2 separate regions of the Mus musculus genome follow, and region 1 is linked to region 2. Evidence: chromatin loops called from intact Hi-C (ENCODE). Cell type or tissue: gastrocnemius. All regions are shown on one strand.

Region 1 (5,000 bases), 67 kb after region 2:
CAAGAAAGAAAGCTTCCTAGACCATATGTGCAACCAAACACTGGGGCTCCTATCTGTCTGTCACTTCGGAAGAGGAGCTACTGAAGGACGGACAGCAGTCCCACAACATGTTGAAGGTGGTAGTACGCCGTAACAAATTTATTTCTCCTCCCGACCCAGGAGAAAGAGACGGCGGAGCTTTTACAGATAATTCAGTTAATATCTTGATTGTAGTCCTGTTATATTTCCCAGGTTTGGTTTGTTTTGTTTTCTTGCTTGCTCATTGTTCTGCAGGGTCTTATGTATCCCAAGCCAGCCTTGAGCTTGCAATGAGCTGGGTGTGATCTTGAAGTTCTGAGATCTGGGATTACAGGTTCAAGCTACCACACTAGGTCCTGGGCAGTGCTAGGGAATCTAACCCGGGAGTCATGCACGCTAGGCAGCCATGTACCCACCGGCTGCACACAGCTCTCTGCAGGACTGAAGCTGGCTTGTCAGCTGGGAGTAAATGCTCCTCCTGGGCTCCCAGGAAAGTCAGAAGATGCCCATGTGTTCAGCTTTTTCCAGGTCCTGGCATAGGGCTGGTAGAGTTTTCCCTAGAAGCTTAGTAAAAGATAAGTGGTCAAGTGGTTTCATCGGGTCATGGTAGGATTTTGAGAGCAGGAAGAGAGCCAGGAAGCAGCCCCTGTGATTTGGGCTCTTCTTCCTCTTTAATTCTTTTTTATTTTATTTTATTTTATTTTATTTTATTTTTATGTGATCAGGTGTTTTGCTTACATGAATGTCTGATACCTGGGGGAGGGGCAGGGCAGAAGAAGGTGTTTGATCCCCGGGTTCCCTGTTGTGAGCCACCATGTAGGTACTTGACCTTGAACCCACATTCTTCTGAAAACACAGCTAGTACTCTTGACTACTGAGATGCCTCTCCAGATATCCTCTCTTCTTAAAATATGTGGATTTTTTTTGTCCCTTCCTTACTTCTCGCCTTCCTATTTCCCCTTTTGCCTTCCTGTTGTTCCTTCTACCGCTTCTGCTGCTACCATTTCTACCTGCACAGTTGTCTGAACAGCACTTGCCTCCTCCAAATTTCTCCTGATTCTTGATTTTTGCTTTTCTGTTCACTGTGTATTTACATTAGACCTTCCTGAAAACAAAGGATGTAATTAGGTGGCCAATCTGTATCCGCAGATACACCTGTTGGACAATGGTCTCATGACAGACAACCTCCAGGCTCTGTCACATTATCTATTCATGACTCAGTCTTTGAGGTCAGGGTTCATGTGGTCCAAGAGGGTAATGTCGGTCTGAGGAAGTGAGCTGTGGGAGTAGCAGCTGTCTCACTTCAGAATAGCAGCAGTGAACTTGAGCCTCATAGATAAGATCTCAGAAGCTAACATCACACATTCAGTCACTTGTCCAACCCTCTCTGGCTTCACCTCCCTCCCTCCTCTGTCTCTCTTCTCTCTCTCTCTCTCTTTCTCTCTCTGTCTCTCTCTGTCTGTCTCTCTCCCCCCATTACACACAGACACACACACTGCTCATTTACAATTTTGATATTTGTAGCCTTCAGTTCAAAATGAAATTAGGCAGAGTAAGGACTCTGTGAGACTGAAGAAATTCTGTGTAGCAACAGTGACAATGCACTGGTTTGAGATAGAAGTCCCCAAGCCTTACTAACACAAAAAAATCCCCTAGTGAGCTCTGAAAAACTTTAAATCCCAAATCCTATGCCAGAAATTCTGACCCAACATGATGTGGTGGGGTTAAGCTTCTGAATTCCCTTCCCTTCCCTTTTTTTTTCTCTCCCCTTCCCTTTTCTCCCTTCACTCCCCCCACCCCACTCTTCAGATGATTCTGGTAACCAGCTAGGTGCGAGCTCTATGGTTCCAACTCCCATCTTTAGTCTTCTAGAAGTTTCTTTGGGGGCATTTACCACTGCTACTATGAGTCCACCCCCTGCTGTTCTCCTGCCAGCTCTCTGCTGGTAGGGCCTGCATTCTCTTATAGGGATGACCTGAAAACTACCAAGTTTCCTGCCTGCCTTAGTGACAGGAGTGAGGTTAGATGCCCACTAGGGCAGTTTCAGCAGTAGGAACTCCTTTGTTCTTGGAAAACTAGAGTGAATTGATGGGTTCTTATAAGTGGGCTGAAACAGCAGAAGTAACACTCACGGGCATCATTAACGTAGGCCTGAGTCTTAGGTGCCAACATTCTAAGGCTTCTCTGTATTAACAACAACAACAACAACAACAACAGAGATTAGCTGTGTATGCCACAGAGTGCTTGTAAAAACCGCTGTATAGGTTTTGGCTTTAGTCTAGGCCTGGCTTCTCTAGGGAGCATCTACCAGGAATCTCCCAGGGTTGTTAGGAAATTAGACATAGTGTATTTATAGCACCTGGCACAGTACAAGCAGTGGTCATTATATTTAAAATGTGACTATTTGGATGCTCAAAGCAATTGGAAGAGAAGCTCTATAAGCCCGTTAGTGCCCTAGAGCAGACACCAAGGGTTTCCTGTGTGCACATTTTTTCAACTCCGAGCTCACTGACAACATGTTGGGTCAGCCACCATAGCAGCAGTATCTATACCTTGGAAATTGGGGAAAGTGCAGACCAAAGTTTTTCTCCTAGGCAATCATTAGAAACATCCTCTAGCATACTGCTATAATATATACTATAATATAATATATTATGTGTTGCGCATCCAAATAGCCACACTTTATATATCACATATACAATACATATATATTACACACACACACACACACACACACACATATATATATAACTTCAGCAAAGACCCCAAGCCACAGATACACTGCTAAATGGGCCTTTTATTTCATCTCATGCTTTGCATCCCATAACTAAACCAGAATGCTGTTGTGATGATTTTCTTGTGTTTGGGTCATAAGCACCTTACAGCTCTTACACCATTAATCCTCTCCACACACTGGAGGGAACTAGGGAAGTTAGGTGACTGGCCTGAGGCAGGACAGGAATTCAGTAGTGAGAACCAGAACCAAGCCAGTCTGCTCTGGCCACCTCTGCACTCAGCCCACACCTTAGTGCCACACAGAGTGGCACTGAGATGCAGGTGGCAATTACCTACAGTGCTGTTACCAGATGGCCCAAGTCTCTCTCAGACTGTATTGAAAAGGCTTTGTCCTCTGAATGTAGACAGGGTCCCCATGGAGTGCCTTACTCCCTGCACCCAGAGGCTTTTCCTAGAACTGTGTTTGAGAAAAGTCCTCCAGGGTCAGGATTCTGTTCTGACAGTAACAGATACTGTAGCCAGTCAGCTCTGTGTTCTCATTCTTGGGCCGCAAGGCCAGCAGGCCAAGAGCTGTTTCTCTCTGTGTCCTGGCTACACAACTCTCTGGCACAAGAAATAACCTTCCTCGTAATCACCTTGAGAAGCACTCCAAACATCCATCCACTGGGATCTTCACACCTTGCTTCATCCCTGTTGCCTCTTAAGTGAGGGTAACCTAAGGACTCTTGGGATTAGGAAGACTGTAGCTTCCCTTGTGAGTGCCACAGTCCAGGGCATTCCAACTCTCACCTTCTCTTACCCCCACACTCCCAGTGCTCTCTCCTGCTGAGTCTTCACCCTGAACGAAGTTTCATATTTTGAGTGTGCTAGGGGAGGGATGAATGACAGGAAACCGATGGCTTTGACCACCAGTGTGTAAAAGCCTGAGGCGGGCTCCATGTTATTCGAGTTTGGGAGTGGGACATTTGGGAGGCAGAGGTAGGTGGATCTCCGAGTTGAGTTCTAGGCCAGCCAGAACTACAAAGAGAAACTATGTCTCAAGAGACAGAGACAGAGAGAGAGACAGGGAGGGAGGGAGAGAGAGAGAGAGCAAGCTTCAATGAAGCCATGACTAACCCTGCTTGCAATGAGCAGACAGACACAAAGCCAGGCCAAGCTAAGTATACCCAGGTTCCTAACACTTAGAAACTGTAGATACCAAGTATTTGTTCTTTCAAAGCTGCTAAATTGGGAACTATTTGTTATACAACCATAAGTAACTCATAAAACTCTTGGTCAAGAAAAAAAAAAGTTGGTCCAACAAATACAGTAACTGAGTCTGCGATATAAAGCACCTCTGCCCGCCCACCAAATGTGAGCACCACTACAGCACTAGTGGCCTTCCTTGTCTTCAATCTGGACATCTCTAACTTCCATAACATTTGAAAGTAATTTAAAGATAAAAATGTTTGGGTAGAGAACAAGTCAACACCCAAACTAAAATGAACACAAGTTGGTGGCCACCTGGCAATTAGATATCTCAAATCTTCATTATAATGCCAAAATGTCTGGCAAAAGAGAGGTCAGAAAGATGGGTGTGTGCTCCAAGGTGCCTTTCTGGCCTTCCATGGATTCTTGCAGCCAGAGTTTCATTACCAGAACGGGATTGTGGCACCACGTGGCCATTTTCAAATCTGCTCTGACATCAGAATGTAATTCAGCTAGATAAACCTGGGACCTAGCCAAAATAAGTAGTACTTGGAAAAAAAAAATGGAGCTAGTGACTACCACCACTTTCTTTGAGGCCATATATGACTATGATGTGAAGAAATAAAGGCCTTTGTTATTTTAAAGGGCAGGGACAATTGGAAGTTTTGCAGCAGACAGTTACAAAATTTTCCACCCTTGGCTTTCCAAAGAAGATACCAGCTTTGGGAGCTGGGTGTGGAAGGTGTTGTTTGGAAAGAAAATTAATCCCAGGGAGAGTGTAAACCAACATTGCCTCACTTGTCAGAGAGCCTAAAACAGACTTGGCTCCTTACATCGTGAACTTACCTCTTCTGGTCTGCTGCTTTATGGCATGGCTCCTTGAAACCATAGCATCTCAAAACTAAAGATACCTTCTTTTTTTTTTTTTTCTTTTTTATCATAGCATTTGACATGAGGCAGGCATAGAAAGTTTCAGCATTGTCTCACAAGCAGATCTCTCTCTCTTTGGCGCAAATGTGCGCAGTTTTGTTTTGAATTAGAATATCACTAAGGAGCTG
Region 2 (5,000 bases):
ACAAAAGTATCCATCTTTGGCCTGTATTTATTTAATTGATTGACTAATTTACTGTAAGTTTTTTTGAAAAGGTCTCTCTCACTCTATAGCCAGGGCTGGGTTGGAACTCACAGCAATTTTCCTGCCTCAGTTTCTCAAATGGTATTAGAGGCATGACCCACCACACCCAGCTAGCCTGTTTTACACATACAAATATACACATATACTCATATACACATACATACCACACATACTCATACACGCACTCACATACAAAACATTCACACACAAATATACATTCACATACACACATACATACACACTCATACATACACTCTAACAGACATATATATACATACATACACATGCATGCATGTATACACATGTATACTAACACATACATTCATACACTCACAGACTCACACACAGATACACACTCGTACATTCGCTCATACATACACACACACACACATACACTCGCACACATATACACATACATACTTGCACATACACATATACACACCACAGACACATACACACTGACATATACATACACACATCACACACACCATACACACAGATATTCACACACACATTCAAACACACATACACACTTTTACACAGACATATGCATATACAATATACACACTCATACATACACACTGACACATACATACATACATACACATTCAAATACATACACATTCAAATATACATACACATTCAAATATACCACACACACAGATATTCACACATAACACACATACACATATACCATATGCATAGATATTCACACACATTCATACACACATACACACTCATACACACACATATACAATATACACACTCATACATACACACTGACACATGCATACATACACATATTCACATACACAACACACATAGATATTCACACATAACACACATACACACACACCATACACAAATATATTCACACACACATTCATACACACATACACACTCATACATATACAATATACACACACTCATACATATATATATATATATATATATATATATATATATATATGAACCACATGTGCAGATATTCACACACACACACACACACTCTCTCGCGCGCCTTTTTTTCTGGGTCTTATTCTTCCCCAACAAGTACAACTGCTGAGCTGAAGAAAAGAAACGTTTGGAAAATGACCTCTCCCAAGATCATAGCTATATCTATTATATACTGACTGGAGGCTCCATTTGTCTCAACGCTTGGTCTGGGTTGCCTCTGATACCAACTTAAAGAAACCTTGTCCCAGTTTTGTTTTTTGTTTTTTGTTTTGTTTTTTTGTTTTGCTTTTTTTTTTTTGGTTTTTTTTTGTTTTTGTTTTTTGAGACAGGGTTTCTCTGTATAGCCCTGGCTGTCCTGGAACTCACTTTGTAGACCAGGCTGGCCACGAACTCAGAAATCTGCACCACCACGCCCGGCTTTTTGTGTGTGTGTGTGTGTGTGTGTCCCAGTTATTATGGAAATAAAAACTAAATCTAGATCAGAAAGTCTCAGGCAAAAAGTTCTAATTAAAGGAAAAATGGGTTAAGGAAGAGGCCTGCACTGATTTCGGGAGACTCGAGTTGCGACTGACAGAGAGCAGGCTTCTTATCAGCTGTCAGAGTGGTCTGATGTGGGTGATTTTTGTTAGTCGTGAAGATGGTATTTTTAAAGAAATCTCTTCCTCAAACTTTAAGGAGATTTTTCTCATGTAAGATACAGATCGGCGGCAGCTCATCCTTGGAGACATCTTGGCATCCTCCCGTATCTAGAGGGGTGTTGTTTCTCTCTCTCTCTCTCTCTCTCTCTCTCTCTCTCTCTCTCTCTCTCGATAAGATAAGAGAGCAGACATCGGAGGGACCGTCACATTTCATTCACTGTTGACAAGAAAAGAGAGATTCCTGGTGGGTAGCAGGCTTTGTGGATTAAGGGTGTGAGAACCTGTATCTCTTGTTCCCACAAAGGTCTCTTTGTCTGTTTCACCTGCCCTAGGCCTCACAAGAACAGTGGGGCAGATATGATTATTACTCCCATTTTGGCACATGAAGAAACAAATCCAATGAACAGAAAGGGAAAGTCACCTGCCCAAGGTCACACAGTTAAAAGCAGGATTCAAACCCAGAATCTACCATGCTCTACTGTCACCAGAAAGATAGAGGAAGGAAAGAAGAAAGGAAAGAAGGAAGAAAGGGAGGGAGGGAGGGAGGGAGGGAGGGAGGGAGGGAGGGAGGAAGGAAGGAAGGAAGGAAGGAAGGAAGGAAGGAAGGAAGGGAAGGAGGGAGAAAGGAAGAAAAGCTTCCAGAATATTCCAAGGACAAGCTTGAGAAACGTGGGGAATGTTCTAAGAAGCTCCATCAGTCAGTCAGCACAGGCTGGACAAGGTCTGTCACTGTGGGTGTATCGGTGAAACGAGCTGCAGAAACCATCTAAGGAGCAGCAAGAAGGTCACGAGTCAGAAGTCAGGTTCCAGAGCTTTGGCAGAACGCCAGAGTCTCACCAGGCCAGTCTCAGCTGTCACTTAAGAGCAGATGTCCTGTGGGTGTCACATATCTGAAAGTAATTAACTGATACGGGCTCACTGCGTCCCTATAAGCAAGTCTGCTTGGTAATCAACAACTGCTTTCCAAAAGAGAGGGTGTGGGGAGACTGGCTTTCCCACCCACTGCTGAGAATGTGGCTGCCACAACATTTTTTTGGGCAAGAGTCAGGCAGTACATGTGGAATGAAACCTAAATTCCTCCCTCTCATGATATACAAAAAACAACTCGAAAGAATCAAAGACTTAAATTAAGACCTGAAACTTTGAACTTACTAGAAGAAAACACAAAGGAAATGCTTCAAGACATGTGATCAGAGTAGATACTTTTAGGATAAGACTCCCAAAACCACAGGCAAAAGTAAAAACATACTAATGGGATTATATCCAACTAAGAGGCTTCTACACAGTGAGGGAAACGGGTATCAGAGTGAAGGGACAACCCACACACTGAGAGGAGTTATTTGCAAACTGTCCAACAGAGAAGGCTACACATTCAGATATTATAATAACTAAAGAACAGCACAACGAAGAACTCCAATCAAAACTCTGGCAAATGGTCTGAAGACACACAAATGACCCCAAGTTAGATTAAGACGCTCAGTATCACTAAGCAGAATTGTAAATCAAAGGGACAGAGAGCCAGTACCTCAACCCAGTCACAATGGCTGTGATTCAAAGGACTAAGTAGCAAATGCTGGTGAGAACACAGAGGAAGGAAAACTCAAACATGCACGGTGGGAATGGCCACTGGAAAACTGTGCTGGGTGGTTCCTGTCACAGCTGGGAAGAGGGGATCTTCACTGAGAAAATGTCTCCATAGGACTGGCCTGGGGGCAAATCTGCAGGGGTATTTTCTTGATCAATGGTTGATGTGGGGGAGCCCAGCTCACTATGGGTGGGGCCACCCCTGGGCAGGTGGTCCTGGGTTCTACAAGAAAGCAGGCTGAGCAAGCTGTGAGGAGCAAGCCAGTAAACAGCATCCCTCCATGGCTTTTGCCTCTGTTCATGACTCCAGGTTCTTGCCCTGACTTCTCAGTTATAAACTATTACCTGAAAGTGTAGGGTAGAATGTAAATAAATAAATAATAAATAAGTGAAATAAACCCATTCTTGCACGTTGTTTTTGGTCATGGCATCAGTAGAAATCCTAACTAAAACACTTATGGAGGTTTCTTTACACCGGCAGTTCTCAAGAACTCTGTGAGTCACGACTCCTTTGAGAGTCACATATCAGATATCTTGCCTAACATTTCTATTAATAACAGTAGCAAAATGACAGTTATGAAGTAGCAACAAAAACAATGTTCTGGCTGAGAGTCACCACAACATGAGGAACTGTATTAAAAGGCTCACAGTATTAGGAAGGTCGAGAACCCTTGAACTCCCCTACGAACTGGCACTCTCACAACCAAGTATTTATGCAAAGAAATTAACTCTTACATGAAGGAGACACCTGTGCTCTTATGCTAAGCACAGCACCATTCCCAGTAGCCAAGATCTGGTACCAACCAAGCTGCCCATCAAAGTGTGAATGAATGAAGAAAGTAAGACATATGTGCCTAACACTGTTACTGAGCCATAAAAAACTGAAGTCCTGTCACTTACACCAAAGATGAAAGGACTGATGGACAAGTGAAACTAGGCAGCCACAGAGAGACTTACTTCATGTTCTTATTTGTTTGTTTGTAGTGATTTAATATTGATCTTAAGCAAGAGAGTGGGATAGCAGTTACTAAAAAAGTGGAAAGGTACAGAATCACATGGGAACTGAAAGAAATCAGTTTATAGGCCAACAAAACAGAGCTGGGTACAAAGACTTAAAAGTTCTGGTGTTCTACTGTAGAGTTGGCTAACCACAGTCTACAACAGTGTTTCAGAGTAAAAGAGAAGGGACTGGAGAGATGGCTAAGCAGCTAAGAACACTTGTCTTTGCAGAAGATACAGTTGGTTCCCAGAACACATATGCTGGCTCACAAGTATCCATAATTCTTGTCCAGTTCTGGCTTCCATGGGACTCATGGTGGGCAAACATACATGCAGGCAAAACTCCCATATACACATAAAAATAAATAAATCTAAAAAAGAGAGCAAGCAATGTTTTCCAGCAAATAGAAATACTATTTGAGAAGACAGAAATCCTTATTTTACCCTGATTTGACTACTACACATTGTGTATGAATATTGATTTATTTTGTTATATCATAAAGGCATATAGGTATTAAATTACAAAATAAAGTGAAAAGTTTATTCAGGTTTGGCGGCACATGCCTGTAATCCCACTGCTGGGGGGGGGGAGGGGGGCTGAGGCTGGAGGACTGCTGAAAACTCAAGGCCAGCCTGGATTGCCTAGCAAGTACTGGCCAACTAGGGCTACACGGTGAGATGGCATGGGAGGTGGGGGGTGCAGGTGTCCTGGCTTGTGACCTGTTGCTGAGACAGTCCCTCTGTAGCCACCATGATATAACA

What was found. A loop is a pair of places that touch in the nucleus more often than their neighbours do. Peaks named below come from ENCODE experiments on the same cell type or tissue, not always from the same donor. Only the 100,000 strongest peaks of a DNase experiment are listed, where the experiment ranks them.
Region 1: it touches region 2 in a loop (2.3-fold over the local background); 1 of 42 quality-filtered maps calls a loop at or near these places.

The regions. Positions count from the first base shown.
Region 1 is chr1:59,474,523-59,479,522 of GRCm38, forward strand. No RefSeq gene overlaps it. Among named protein-coding and RNA genes, the nearest start is that of Fzd7, 5.1 kb to the right of the region's middle. In gastrocnemius, no CTCF peak of the experiment used is centred here; no DNase peak of the experiment used is centred here.
Region 2 is chr1:59,407,297-59,412,296 of GRCm38, forward strand. The region is part of intron 2 of Gm33724 (a long non-coding RNA gene); the gene reads right to left. Among named protein-coding and RNA genes, the nearest start is that of Gm33724, 9.1 kb to the right of the region's middle. In gastrocnemius, no CTCF peak of the experiment used is centred here; a DNase peak (open chromatin) is centred at 2,482; H3K27ac peaks cover 2,776 bases.